Linked DNA regions of Homo sapiens: regions 1 and 2 are each linked to region 3. The links are chromatin contacts, found by Hi-C or POLR2A ChIA-PET in ENCODE. All regions are on one chromosome and are shown on one strand. Each heading gives the region's core, a stretch centred on a gene start or an enhancer-like site at or near the end of the contact. The rest is flanking DNA. Distances are from core to core; before and after follow the strand shown.

The links. A loop is a pair of places that touch in the nucleus more often than their neighbours do. ChIA-PET counts read pairs that join two places held with the same protein, here RNA polymerase II (POLR2A). Pooled maps may share reads with other maps.
Region 1: a loop to region 3 is called in a map with no recorded cell type, with 2.7 times the contacts of the local background. The contact joins two enhancer-like sites. A Hi-C loop is called at or near these places in 3 of 168 maps with a recorded cell type or tissue (Caco-2, MCF 10A and mammary epithelial cell), 3 of 37 single-sample maps with no recorded cell type and 4 of 50 pooled maps. POLR2A ChIA-PET finds 5 or more read pairs at or near these places in 5 of 52 experiments (CD4-positive, alpha-beta T cell, GM10248, GM12878 and 2 more).
Region 2: a map with no recorded cell type shows a loop between it and region 3 (2.4-fold over the local background). The contact joins two enhancer-like sites. A Hi-C loop is called at or near these places in 8 of 37 single-sample maps with no recorded cell type and 3 of 50 pooled maps. POLR2A ChIA-PET finds 5 or more read pairs at or near these places in 5 of 52 experiments (A549, GM12878, HCT116 and 2 more).

What each region holds. Positions count from the first base shown.
Region 1 is chr5:143,204,142-143,208,172 of GRCh38, reverse strand. ARHGAP26 (Rho GTPase activating protein 26) reads right to left here. Exons shown (of 23, transcript NM_001135608.3): 21 at 865-975. Among named protein-coding and RNA genes, the nearest start is that of ARHGAP26-IT1, 14 kb to the right of the region's middle. RefSeq lists enhancers at 438-937, 1,047-1,156, 1,577-1,686. Within about 2 kb of position 2,617, at least 3 of the 41 ENCODE cell types and tissues checked have a DNase peak (open chromatin) inside an H3K27ac peak, as active enhancers do.
Region 2 is chr5:143,099,886-143,104,102 of GRCh38, reverse strand. All of the region lies in intron 17 of ARHGAP26 (Rho GTPase activating protein 26), which reads right to left. Among named protein-coding and RNA genes, the nearest start is that of ARHGAP26-IT1, 91 kb to the left of the region's middle. Within about 2 kb of position 1,517, at least 3 of the 41 ENCODE cell types and tissues checked have a DNase peak (open chromatin) inside an H3K27ac peak, as active enhancers do.
Region 3 is chr5:143,160,885-143,165,258 of GRCh38, reverse strand. The region is part of intron 20 of ARHGAP26 (Rho GTPase activating protein 26); the gene reads right to left. Among named protein-coding and RNA genes, the nearest start is that of ARHGAP26-IT1, 29 kb to the left of the region's middle. Within about 2 kb of position 2,923, at least 3 of the 41 ENCODE cell types and tissues checked have a DNase peak (open chromatin) inside an H3K27ac peak, as active enhancers do.

The DNA.
Region 1 (4,031 bases), core at 1,368-3,867, 43 kb before region 3:
GAGCAAAAAACTTAAGTGCGGAAGTCACAAAAGCAGGGAAAACTACAGCATGGCCCTGAGAAGAGGAACTAGGTCAAGCTGCTCTCCCTCAGAGAGAGGTAGTGCCTGTTCCCAGGACAGCTCAGGCTTCATGACACACAGAGACAGAAGCAGGCTGGGAGCATGGATGGTTTCGGGAGTATATGGGGGACAACGAGGCATAAGCCGTGAGCAATTTAAGAGAAATCGCTTCGTCTCTCAAGCTTTTATTCTATGTTCGACGTCTCTCCCCCAGTGGATCTGGTCTAAGTGACTGGGTGTCAGTGCTTAGGGCCAGGGGCCCAACCCCACAAATAAATATTGCCTGACGCTGCCTGATAAACATGAGAAAAGAAAAGGTTGGCACATGTCCCAACACTGTTTCCTCTTATGTTATCTTACACCAAAGTGCAGAGAGCACATGAAATTGAGAGAGCCATCAAAACCAGAGTCTGGTTCAGGAGGTGCTCCTTCCCCTAACTCTAGGCACCAGAGAGGTTAATTCAGAAACTTGAGTCAGGGTTGAAAAGGGTGTGAAAAATGCCATGCTGATTCATGCAAATGGTCCCTTTTAGCTCTGGTCTCTTAGGATGGAACCACAGGAGAGCAGGGGCAGCCCCCTGTTGTCCCTGGCCAGCTTTGGATAAACGGGAACAGATTGGTCATCATCCGAGATTTTACCTGGAGTCTTCATGTACCGCTTCTTCTGGCCTGTCAAAAAGCAAGTGCAGGTTTGGATGGCAGGGAACAAAGTTGACGAGGAGGCTGAACACTGCATGAAGAGAGGACCGAGCCAATGAGAGAACAACGGCAGCAACAGAAAACCAAACAAACCCTGCAACAGACCTGACGGGGGATGAGTCGCTGGACGTGGATGAGGTGGGCATAGGGCTGGATGGCGCCGAGAACATGGGCCAAGATGGCGAGAGGGGTGAAGTTGGGCTTGGATTCGGGGGGCTGCAAGACATAACAACCAGAAAACTTGTCAGCACACAGGGAAACCACAATGGGAGCACAGGAGGTCATGGGAGGCCAGATGACGGAAAGCTGGGCAGAGCAGAGGAGCACCGAAACCCAGGGATGTGCTGTCAGGGCCATGTCACATTCCTCCAGACCAAATCTCCACGTCCAAGTAAACGTCTGTTCTGTAATTCCTCGGAGTATAAACAGGCTTTGCCCTGCAGAACAACTGCTTTTCAGGTGATAGAAGCTTCTTCGATCATGTACATTGGCGACAAATGCCCTGAGCCCACGCACATGAGTTCCCACACCCACGTGCTATCACCAGCCTTGTTCTGAGGCAGGGCTAGCTTATAGCGAGCCTTCAGCTTCCACTCTTGTGGGAGTGTTTTTCAGGTTACGTCTCAGCAGAAATGACCATGTTTTTTTTCTTCTGGGCCACAAAGGCCATTCGGTGAGAAAATAATCTCCTGTTTGCATTTTTAACTAGATGGGCTGTGTGCCACTGGAGATCTGAAGTACTGCATGAAGAAGGTGATAGCCGATGGAGGTGAATACAGATACACCTCTTGGGAGACGGCATGCAATTACCAGCAGAATGCGGTTCCTCTGAGGTTTGCTGCCTGGGCTTGCCCTTTCTCCTTTCGTGGAATTTGGGCATTACGATACTCAAAGAAAAAGCCCCAGAGGGAAGGCAATGAAAAAAACGAACTGAAACCTTCAATTTGTTCATTTTGTTCCTTGACGGGTAGCTAATCAAAAGTTTGGAGAGGAAAGGTTGAAATTACTCACTGAAACGTGGCTTGTGGATTTTAATTGGTTGTGTTAGCCCTTTGACTTATTTCCACAAATGACACAAGCACCTTCACAACTCTGTGAAATCATACATCACAAATAGTGCAAACACCAATGACAGAGAGAAACCAGTTCAGCCACACCACCACTTGCCACTCCTGAATCTCAGCGGACTGCTGAACTATTTGAAACAAGCCCTTCATGGGGGCAAAAATGACAGAAATCCGGTTCAAGGGGAACAGACTTTCTAAGCGTACTGCAATTTAGCAGGCACACACAAATGTCCTACTTACTGGGACTTCCCTAGGGTTATACCAATTCAAACATGAGACCCAATAATAGCCCTAATTACTTACTGTTGTAACACCTATAGACAAATAACAGCAAAAACCACAGTGTGAGTTCATCAGAGAGGCTCAAACTAATGTGACTGATAAACACTTTATTAAATTCCATTACGTATATTTTTAGAACATAAATTCCATGAGGCAGAGGCTTTTGTTTTGCTTACTGCTGTATATCCAGTGTCTAAAATATCCAGTGTCTGTAGGTACTATATTTAACAAATCATTACTGAGTAAATTAATGAGTCTCATTTACCCACGCAACAAGCCCACAAACAAGTACTGCTATAATTCCCATTTCACAGATGTGGAAACCTGGGCTAAGCTGAGGCTTCTCTAAGGATACCCAGCCTATAAGTAACAGGGCTGAGGTTCAAACCTCATCTGCTGATTCTAAGCCCAGGGCTCCTGCAGCCAGCGTACTCCCTCTGACATAGCAGGACTTGCCCTGTTCCTCTAGCCTGTGCCAAGCTTCTTTACAGACTCAGTCATAGCATTAGAATTCTTCTTAACCACTGATTCATGTGTTTCCTTTAGATACCTACCCTATTTGCAAGGGAAAATGACAATACAGTGATAGAGAATCACAATAAGACTCAACATATTCTAAATTCCAACAAAATCCCCAATCCTGCCTCCAGTGTTCGGTCTGGCGGATTCATATAGCAGATGGCATTCATATAAGAGAAGAAATAAAATGTAAAGAGTATGACTCTTTAAAGCTTTTTTTTCTTAATCCAGCAAAAACTAGTCATTGAGCACTCAGTATGTTCAATACAATAAATGATATTTGCCAAGGTCCCTTGACTTCAAGAGCTTAAAATATATTTGACAAGAAGCGACAGATTTAAAAACAACAGTAATGTAAGACAGTAAGATCCATCAGTTGAGGGCTAAGCTAGTACTAGCTTAATACCTGGCTCCCCCTTGACTCTGTCTTGAGTCCTAGGAAAAGTGTCAACTCCTCTCTACTGTGCAGTCTCCATTTTCTTCCACAGTTGCTGCTAGTCAGAGAGGCCTCACTTTCTCAGTCCTCTCAACACAACCCTGCCCCACCAGACAATGACCTAGTAGGCAAGGCCTGGCAACAACTTTCAAACCACAGCCCAGCCCAGGAACCCAAGCAGAACCAGGGACAATTTGGAGGTTCAAGAGAACAGCCCAGACCCAGGGGCTTGTACCAATCTGTTCTTTTGGTCAGTGGTTACCACAGGACAATTAAAAAGTCCTTCCAACTTTTTTTTTTTTAAATGACTTTAATAAGTAGGAAACACCTCCAGCTTCCTATTCCATCTGTACCAAGAATTATGCCTTTGGCTAATGGCATAGTTTGGAACATATTCTGTGAACACAATGTGGGTTCTAAATGTTTTTCACATCCTCAGATATCTAAGTGGTTTTTGGCCAGAACTACACGGCTGAAATTATCTGGGGGTGCGGCTGGAATGCAGGATATTCGTAACTATTATAATAACTTACTCCTCAATCCCCATGTCAATTACCGTAGTATCAACTGCAATTTTTTCTTCTGGAGACGGAGTTTTGCTCTTGTCGCCCAGGCTGGAGTGCAATGGCACAATCTTGGCTCACTGCAACCTCTGCCTCTTGGGTTCAAGCGATTCTCCTACCTCAGCCTCCCAAGTAGCTGGGATTATAGATCCCCCCCACCATGCCTGGCTAATTTTTTGTATTTTTAGTAGAGACAGGGTTTCACCATGTTGGTCAGGCTGGTCTTGAACTCCTGACCTCAGGTGTTCCACCCACCTTGGCCTCCCAAAGTGCTGGAATTACAGGCATGAGCCACCATGCCTGGCCTCAAATGCAATTTTTAACAACAGAATTTCAGAATTTCATTTGTTTATGTTTTAGCCATAGCAGTAACATTTGGTATAAAGTGACTGCATTTTAACATTT
Region 2 (4,217 bases), core at 268-2,767, 60 kb after region 3:
TTCACTAGCACCAAAATAAGGTATTGCTATTTTGAAAGCTTTTATCTTAAGTTTCATTTCTCTCTTTTTTTTTTTCTCTAGGTCTATCCATGTTGTAACAAATAGCAGGATCTCCTTTTCTAAGGTTGAATAATATTCCATTGTGTGTATATATATATATTTTTATTATACTTTAAGTTCTGGGATACACGTGCAGAATGTGCTGGTTACATAGGTATACATGTGCCATGGTCGTTTGCTGCACCCATCAACCCGTCATCTACATTAGGTATTTCTCCCAAGGTTATCCTCCTCTTCCCCCTACCCCCTGTTAGGTCCCGGTGTATGCTGTGCCCCTCCCTGTGCCCATATGTTCTCACTGTTCAACTCCCACTTACGAGTGAGAACATGCAGTGTTTGGTTTTCTGTTCCTTCTCTTAGTTTGCTGAGAATGGTTTCCAGCTTCATCCATGTCCCTGCAAAGGACATGAACTTATTCTTTTTTATGGCTTCATAGTATTCCATGGTGTATATGTGCCACATTTTTTTTTTTATCCAGTCTAACATTCATGGGCATTTGGGTTGGTTCCAAGTCTTTGCTATTGTGAACAGTGCTGCAATAAACATACGTGTGCATGTGTCTTTACAGTAGAATGATTTATAATCCTTTGGGTATATACCCAGTAATGGGATTGCTGGGTCAGATGGTATTTCTAGCTCTGGATCCTTGAAGAATTGCCACACTGTCTTCCACAATGGTTGAACTAATTTACACTCCCACCAACAGTGTAAAATCGTTCCTATTTCTCCACATCCTCTCCAGCATCTGTTGTTTCCTGACTTTTAAAAGTTTCATTTCTTTGAAGAGTAATGATATTGAACTTTTTCCCATGTCTACTGATCCAGTGACTTTTAAGGTCCCAGGCACAATTAGTCTGCAGCAAAGCAAATCAAAAGAACAGGTAAAGAAGACGACATACCAGGCAAGGATGGCACCTTAGTTCTACATTTTAAAAATTTAATAAAGCTCTACACCTATTAAGGTATCCTTGTGTTTATAATCCATATATCTTTCACAAATTTTCATGGGGAAGAAAAATAGTTGGGAGATGTCAGATCCCCCCTGTGAAGCTGGGCAGACTCCACCAGACTCCACCATGGCACTTGGGAGGCATTATATAAACGTTTGTGGCTACCACAGAGACCAAAAATGGATTGTGCTGCCTCTTCCCTGGTCTATTTCATAGAGGCACTGGGATGCTGTAAGGACAAAGCAAGCAAGGGAGGTGAAAAAAGTACTGAAAATTATCAAGGGCTGTACAAAGCACAATGATAAGGAGAAGGAGGAGGAGAACTAATTTAAACAGAAGTTTCAAAGAGGCAGGATTGGAGTATATGCAGAGAACGTTATTAGTGAAGAATGCTTTGGTAAGAAAGCAAGCTTTCTCCTCTGGTATTTCATGAGCTGTGCAATGAAAGAGTCTCTGTCTCCCTAGAGCCCGGATGGGCGACGCAACAGGCACAGGGGTGTAACCAGGCCACAAAGTCCCAAACGCCAACTTTTAATTGTGTGACCGGCATGGGTCCAGCAGTGATTAGCAGAACCAAGCACTGTTGCTCAAGCTTTATGAGGATCAGCATTCTGAGTTAGGGGAGGAAAAAGATTGCCTCTGATAAGAACTTGTTCTAGGAGAGTCAAACAAGCACCCCTTTTCTGCATGTTTGGGGCCGACACTGAGGTCTTTAATGAAGGGAAACCTCTGAAAGAAATGGAGGTGGCATTTCTAGGAAGACCTGCCAGGGGAGACTCACACTCTGGTACTTGCTAGTGGAACAGACTGAAGTTTATCAGGAGGGAGCCCCAGGCCTGGAAGGCAGGAAGTGAAGAGAAGAGGGAGGGATATCTGGGCTGGAGCAGAGCAGTCTCCCCAGCCAGGCGCGCACTGTACGGGTTCTCTGTGAGATGTAGAGAGGGTCCCTTACTCACGGTCCTGCTGTCTATATCACTCAGAAACAAAACCACCACCAACCTACCCAGTTCCACTTACCACATAGTTTTGAATCATGGAAAAGGCTAGTAATTACTACAAAAAAAACATGCTGCAGGCTCCTGGGGCTCCTGGCTATTGTTTCATGTTCTCCAGACTCCAGTTCTATCAGCGCCACCACAGCCCCTAAGGAAAATAGAACCTGTTGCCATAGTAGCTGCTTCCCCCTTTTTAAGGAAGGCACACTCTAAGCCATTATGGAAGAAAAAAAAAAAAAAAGCTTTTATGTCATATGACGAACTTTCCCTTCTCCAGCTTCTCTCCCTATCTTGTCCAGTTAAATTTTGTGTAGAACATGCAGCAGAAATTGAAATGTCGACATTTCCATTAAGCAATGACAAAAAAATTAATCCAGTTCCCAGAGAGAGGGAGGTAGGAAGCAATTGTTCAAGGCAACAGTGTGTGTGTCTGTTTCAGGGAAATTAAAAAAAAAAAAGAAGGGAAAAGTAATTAAAGAAAGATATTACCTGAAGAGCATTATATCTGACAAACACCAAAGCACTGCCTGGTTGGATGTTAAGGAAAGGAGAGGGAAAAAAATCAGAAATGGTGACACCTGATGAGAAGGAGTCACCCCCAAAGAGCTAAGAAAACAATCACCTTTTGTTAATAAAAACCAAAGGAAAGAGTGAGGACTGTATGAAGGCCCAGGAAAGACACATTTAAGGCCCACTCCCTGAGCAGAAATAGAAGGTGTATGGGGCCACAACCCTACATCAAGAGACCTGTTGGTCCCCAGCACTGAAAGTGAAACAAAAAATTATGAGAAAGAGAAATGACACACTCGAACCAGAGTAATTTTCTGTTTTGCCCTCATCTCTAAAAATGCATCCTTCCTGCCAGACTCATTCTCATTCCTTCCTAACTCTCTTGCAATGATCCAAGAGAGAGGTGTTCTGGCATATGACGCATTCTCAGTGATGCTTCTCAAGTGAAGAATGGCTTCAGAACTCTTTGGTTTTTTGTTTGTTTGTTTGTTTTTTGAGATAGAGTCTTGCTTTGTTGCCCAGGCTGGAGTGTAGTGACACAATGTTTGTTCACTGCAACCTCCGCCTCCCAGGTTCAAGCCATTCTCCTGCTTCAGCCTCCCAGGTAGCTGAGATTACAGGCACACGTCACCACACTCAGCTAGTTTTTCAATTTTTTTAGTAGAGACAGGGTTTCGCCATGTTGGCCAGGCTGGTCGCGAACTCTTGACCTTAAGTGATCCTCCCGCATTGGCCTCCCAAAGAGCTGGGATTACAGGCATGAGCCACCGTGCATGGCCTCTATTTGAGTCCAGAAAATGGAGATACATGTACCCATTCATACTAGAAAGGAGAAGCAAAGGAGCACCTTATGAAAATCAAGTGCATGCCTAAGGTAAACAGACTTCATTTCCTGCCCACAAAGCCAGCAGAGTCCCTAAGGAGACTGCCAAGCAGTGACTACCTGGGTTTTATGTCCAAAACCTAAAACTGGAAGAAAGGAAGCTACGCTTCCCAAATTCACACCATGGGAGGTGATTAAGCTGAAAATCAGAGGTGATACCGTAAGTACAAGAAACAATGTCCAGTTGTAAATCCCACATCTACGGGATGTTGGTGTAAAACTACTTTCACAGCAGAGAAGAAAGTCTGCATCATTTAACTTGCTAGTGTTACCAGGATTTATGGTGCCAAGGATAAGGCTAGTGACTGGATGTTCCTTCGCTATTTCCCACACAATGTAGGCCATGGCTGTTTGGCTCTTATTTATTATTCAAGGGTTGTTCTTTATGGATTTTCCCTTTGTGTATACAAGAAGTATTCTGCAGCTTCTCTAGGATGAGTATTTGTGTGGACTTATTTACCTTTATTTTTCTTTTCAGAAGTGGCTGTGATACTGAACCTGATATTTCACGTCTCTCAATTTTAGAAAATTCTCAGCCATTCTCTTCAAATATGACCTCTTCCCATTTGCTCTAGTCTCACCTGGAGCTCCCATAGCCATATTTTGGACCTTCTCATACTGCCTTTCATGTATCTTCAAGTGTTTTCTATTTCATTATTTCCCTGGACTGCATTCTGGCAAATTGTCTGAAGTTATTTTCCTGTTTGCTCAGTCTTGCATCTACTTTGGTTAGTCTGATATTTATTGCATCAGCTATGTTTTTAATTTCAACAATATTTAAAAATTTCTGTACCTTCTAGTTGGTTCTTTCAAATATGC
Region 3 (4,374 bases), core at 1,674-4,173:
AACCAGTGCAGGGCCCCTAGGGGCCCTGATTCGACCCCAGCTTTGCACAGATACACACTCAGGTTTCACAGCTTCAGCATGCAACCAGGCCAGCCCCATGGTGATGTGTAAAAAGCAACCTTGAAAAGATCATATCCTCTCCAGAGGAAAAGAGCCATCTTCCTAGTTCGGCACACGGGCCAGCTCAGCTGAGCAGAGATGGTGTTTTCTTTCTCTTACTTACTACAAATTCTTGGATTTCTATATGAATCCGAAGTAAAGCAAAGCATAGGGCTGTGGCAGCATACAAATAGGGTTCTACATGAAATCACATTGCTCTTCTCTTTTGAGGCCCGACACACTGATTATATATTCAGATTCTAGATGAGGGTCTTAGGTTTCTGTCGAACATTTTTGTACATAGAGACCTAATTCTTCCTGAGGTGTGCCAAGGCCAGTGGGTTACACTGGGAACTTGCTTACACAAAGTGAACCAAAAATGATGACTAAGGCAGAAAGCTGGCTCTGAGTTTCATCAGGAACACTCAGGTTATGGCTAACAGCGCTCTCTATGCTCCAATTCAGAGCTAGCTATAGTCAAAATACCAACTCAACACAGGTTTTATTAACCCTCCCTTTGTAATGCCACTGGAGTTGGCATACTAGTGAAAAGAATAAACTCCTGGAGGCGGAAGAAGAGCTGCTAGTAGAAGGGTAGAAAAATCAGCCATGGATGCAAAGAAAAATACAGCAAAAAGAGTCTCATTCTTTGAAATGATGAACCAGGGCACTTGCTTGTGGGCATCTAACCTAATTGATTCAAGCTGAAATTAAAGGCAGAACTTAATAACTTAATAACTGGCTTGTAAGGAAGAGGAAATTTAATTTAGAATTTCCTTATAGACAAAGAAACAGAAAAGAGAGCCCTCATACCTATACAGAGATTTGGGTATTGCATGAAAATTTGATAGTAAAACTTCCCCTGACCCATGGCAAGGCACAGTCTCTCTTCACTTATTTTTTCCTGGTTACATTGATTCAGGGTTTAAAGAACTACTCATTCTCAAAACTTTCCTTTTCCATATAAGGTCAGAAAATAATCCTTCAAGATATGAACTAAATTTTATTTTAATAGGATATTTGATATACTGCATTATATAAGAAATTGTTACAAATTTTTGCCCACTACAAATATTAGTAAACTGCTAGATGTTTGGGAGAAAAAAAAAAAAAAGAACAAATACAACCTAAAGATAAAGTCTCTTGTTGCAATGGGGTGGGGAGGACTTCAAAAATGCAACACATGCAAATGATCAAATTGCAGCTTTTCATTCTTTGTGATATTTTTTCCTTTCTATGTCATTCTTATAGTCCAAATTTTAAGTTTTCTTGAAATCTAAAACATTAGAGCCATAGAGGTCTCAGTGGGAAAAAAACAAAAAATTGGGGACATAGCTTGGTAGGGTCTGAGAGGTAGGAAGCCTCCTGGAGAACAAGAGAAAAAAGATGGATCATAAAACTAGAACTCTGGCCAGGCATGGTGGCTCATGCCTGTAATCCCAGCACTTTGGGAGACCGAGGTGGATGGATCACCAGAGGTCAGGAGTTCGAGACCAGCCTGGCCAACATGGTGAAACCCCGTCTCTACTGAAAATACAAAAATTAGCTGGGTGTGGTGGTGCACCCCTGTAATCCCAGCTACTTGGGAGGCTGAGGCAGAAGAGTCGCTTGAACCCAGGAGGCAAAGGTTGCAGTGAGCCAAGATCGCACCATTGCACTCGAGCCTGGGCAACAGAGCAAGACTCCATCTTAAAAAAACAAACAAACAAACAAACAAACAAACAAACCTAGAACTCCTTCTACCCAACTCACAGCAATAAGACCAAGGCAGATGAGGAAATTATACACTTCAAGGCAGATCTAGAAAACGAACTAGGGAAATTATTGGAAACCCTGCCTACAATTGCCAAGATCCTTCATTCAACCATAAATATTTTTGAGTAAATGACCCAACTGCTCACTTACCACTTAAAATGTATCTTGCATTGGCAGCAATGCTCCCCCACATACGTAGATCTGATCTCCCTCATCTGAGCAGCAGCAAGGAGAGTATATTTTAGTCTTTTTCACAGTGCCTCGAATAGTGTCTTTTTCTTTTTCTTTTTAAGATGAGGTCTTACTGTGTCACCCAGGCTGGAGTGCAGTGGTGCAATCACAGCTCATGGCAGCCTTGACCTTTTGAACTCAAACAATCCTCCCCTCAGCCTCCCAAGTAGATGGGACCACAGGCGCATACCACCACACTCAGCTAACTTTTTTTTTTTAATAGAGATGGTATGTCATGTTGTCCAGGCTGGTCTTAAATTCCTGGGCTCAAGTGATCTTTCTGAAGTGCTGAGATTACAGGTGTGGGCCACTGTACCCTGGAATAGTGTCTTAAACACTAAGCATTCAATGCGTGTTTGCTCACTGACTGGGAAGGGACTGTCTGTCAGAGCTGGCCGATTCTGGATGCTGATATTAGTGAGTGCTCCAGAGAGCAGTTAGGCTACAGTAGCAAATATTCAACAGTTGGTGCCATACTCCAAAGGGAAACATTAGATGAAAATAAGTTTGCGTTCCACTGAGGCTGAAGGGGAAAGCGGGCAGTAAGGGCAATTGGTGGGTGTTTATTTCCTCATATGAAATGAAATGTTTGTAGTCTTCTCTTGGGATAATGCAGAGTCTGACTGCTGTCTGGGATGATTACCTTGGCCATGGCCATCACTAACATGTAGATCTTGTCTCTATTGGATTAGCATGTCCAGGATTCCCATGACTCCACTTCTTGATTTCTGATTTCTTGCCAGTTTATTTTCACTGTGACAACTGAACATTTTAAGTGCTGTCATGGGATGACTAAGGACATATTTCCTCTAATTCTACTTCCACGCAAAGGATCAAGGGAAAAATGGGAAAGGGGATTGCGTGTGTGTGTGTGTGTGTGTGTGTGTGTATGTGTGTGTTTGGGAGTAGAGTGTCTGTTTCTCCTCCAGAAGAAGCAGAGTTATATGGAGCTCCTACCATGCTACCATGAGGTCTATGCTGTAAGGCACAGTATATGGATGCTACAGAGGGGATGCAGGCTTCCCCCGAGACAGAGCAGAAGCCAACACATTCATTTGAAGAAATCTCTCTTGTGCTTCAGCTTTGGATTTACCAACCTTCCAGCAGCATTGCGCAAGTCAAAGTGCTGGAGTTAGTGGGCTTTACTCATCTTTGTCTGTGACGTCTGATATGATGACAGACTTGCCAATTTCATTCTCCTTTTCTATCTCAGGGCCATCATCCTTAAATTCTAGTCTGCAAGTTTCACCTACTTAAGTTTTTGAAGGTTTTCAATACAGTGGTAAACAAAATAGACTGAACAGGGCTTTCCAATTTGCTCGAAACCCAGAATGATTTCTATCTCACTGCTTTGGTAACTACAAAACAAAACAAAAAGCCTCTTTTTAGCATAATCACAAACAATATCACTTCTACCCTTACAACAGAAGCTGAAAAGGATTATAAAATTACTAAAATGTCCCAATTTTCATTAGCACAAAGCAGGTGATCTTATTGTCCTACAGGCAGGGGATGGTGACAAATATGGGTGATTTAAGCAGTAAGTCTGAGCTTACCAGGGCAACTGCTAATTATTATTGAGTAACTCTAGTATATCTCCATAAAGGTCAGGAGTTAAGGTTTTTCCATTATATATTCTGCTTTAAAATGGAGCTTTCAAAGGAAATTGGGTAGATAGCAGATGGAGAATGACAGATGAAGATCAGGTGAAAGAACTATATATAGCTCAACATAATTGAACTACTTACATTTCACAATGTTGGTTGGGGGCTGGAGGAGGAGTTCATGAGTAGCTGCTCAATGTTAACATTGACTTTCTGGTTTCTTAAGTTAGGGCTCCCTAATTTTAATAGGAAATCTGAGGCCGGGTGCAGTGGCTCATGCCTGTAATCCCTGCACTTTGGGAGGCCAAGACGGGTGGATCACCTGAGGTCAGGAGTTTGAAACCAGTCTGGCCAACACGGTAAAACCCCGTCTCTGCTAAAAATACAACAGTTAGCCAGGTGTGGTGCTGCGTGCCTGTAATCCCAGCTACTCATGAGGCTGAGGCATGAGAATCACTTGAAACTAGGAGGTGGAGGTTGCAGTGAATTGAGATCGCTCCACTGCACTCCAGCCTGAGCAACAAGGTAAGAGACTCCATCTCAAAAAAAAAAAAAAAAAAAAAAATCTGAAATAGCCCAGAGGCTGGGGTCTAACTGGTTCTACTCAGCTTCCTGAGCGAGAGCTCAGTTAACTCCATATGTGATTTCTTCTGCTGTGCCAACAGTTACCACTTACTACACTGAC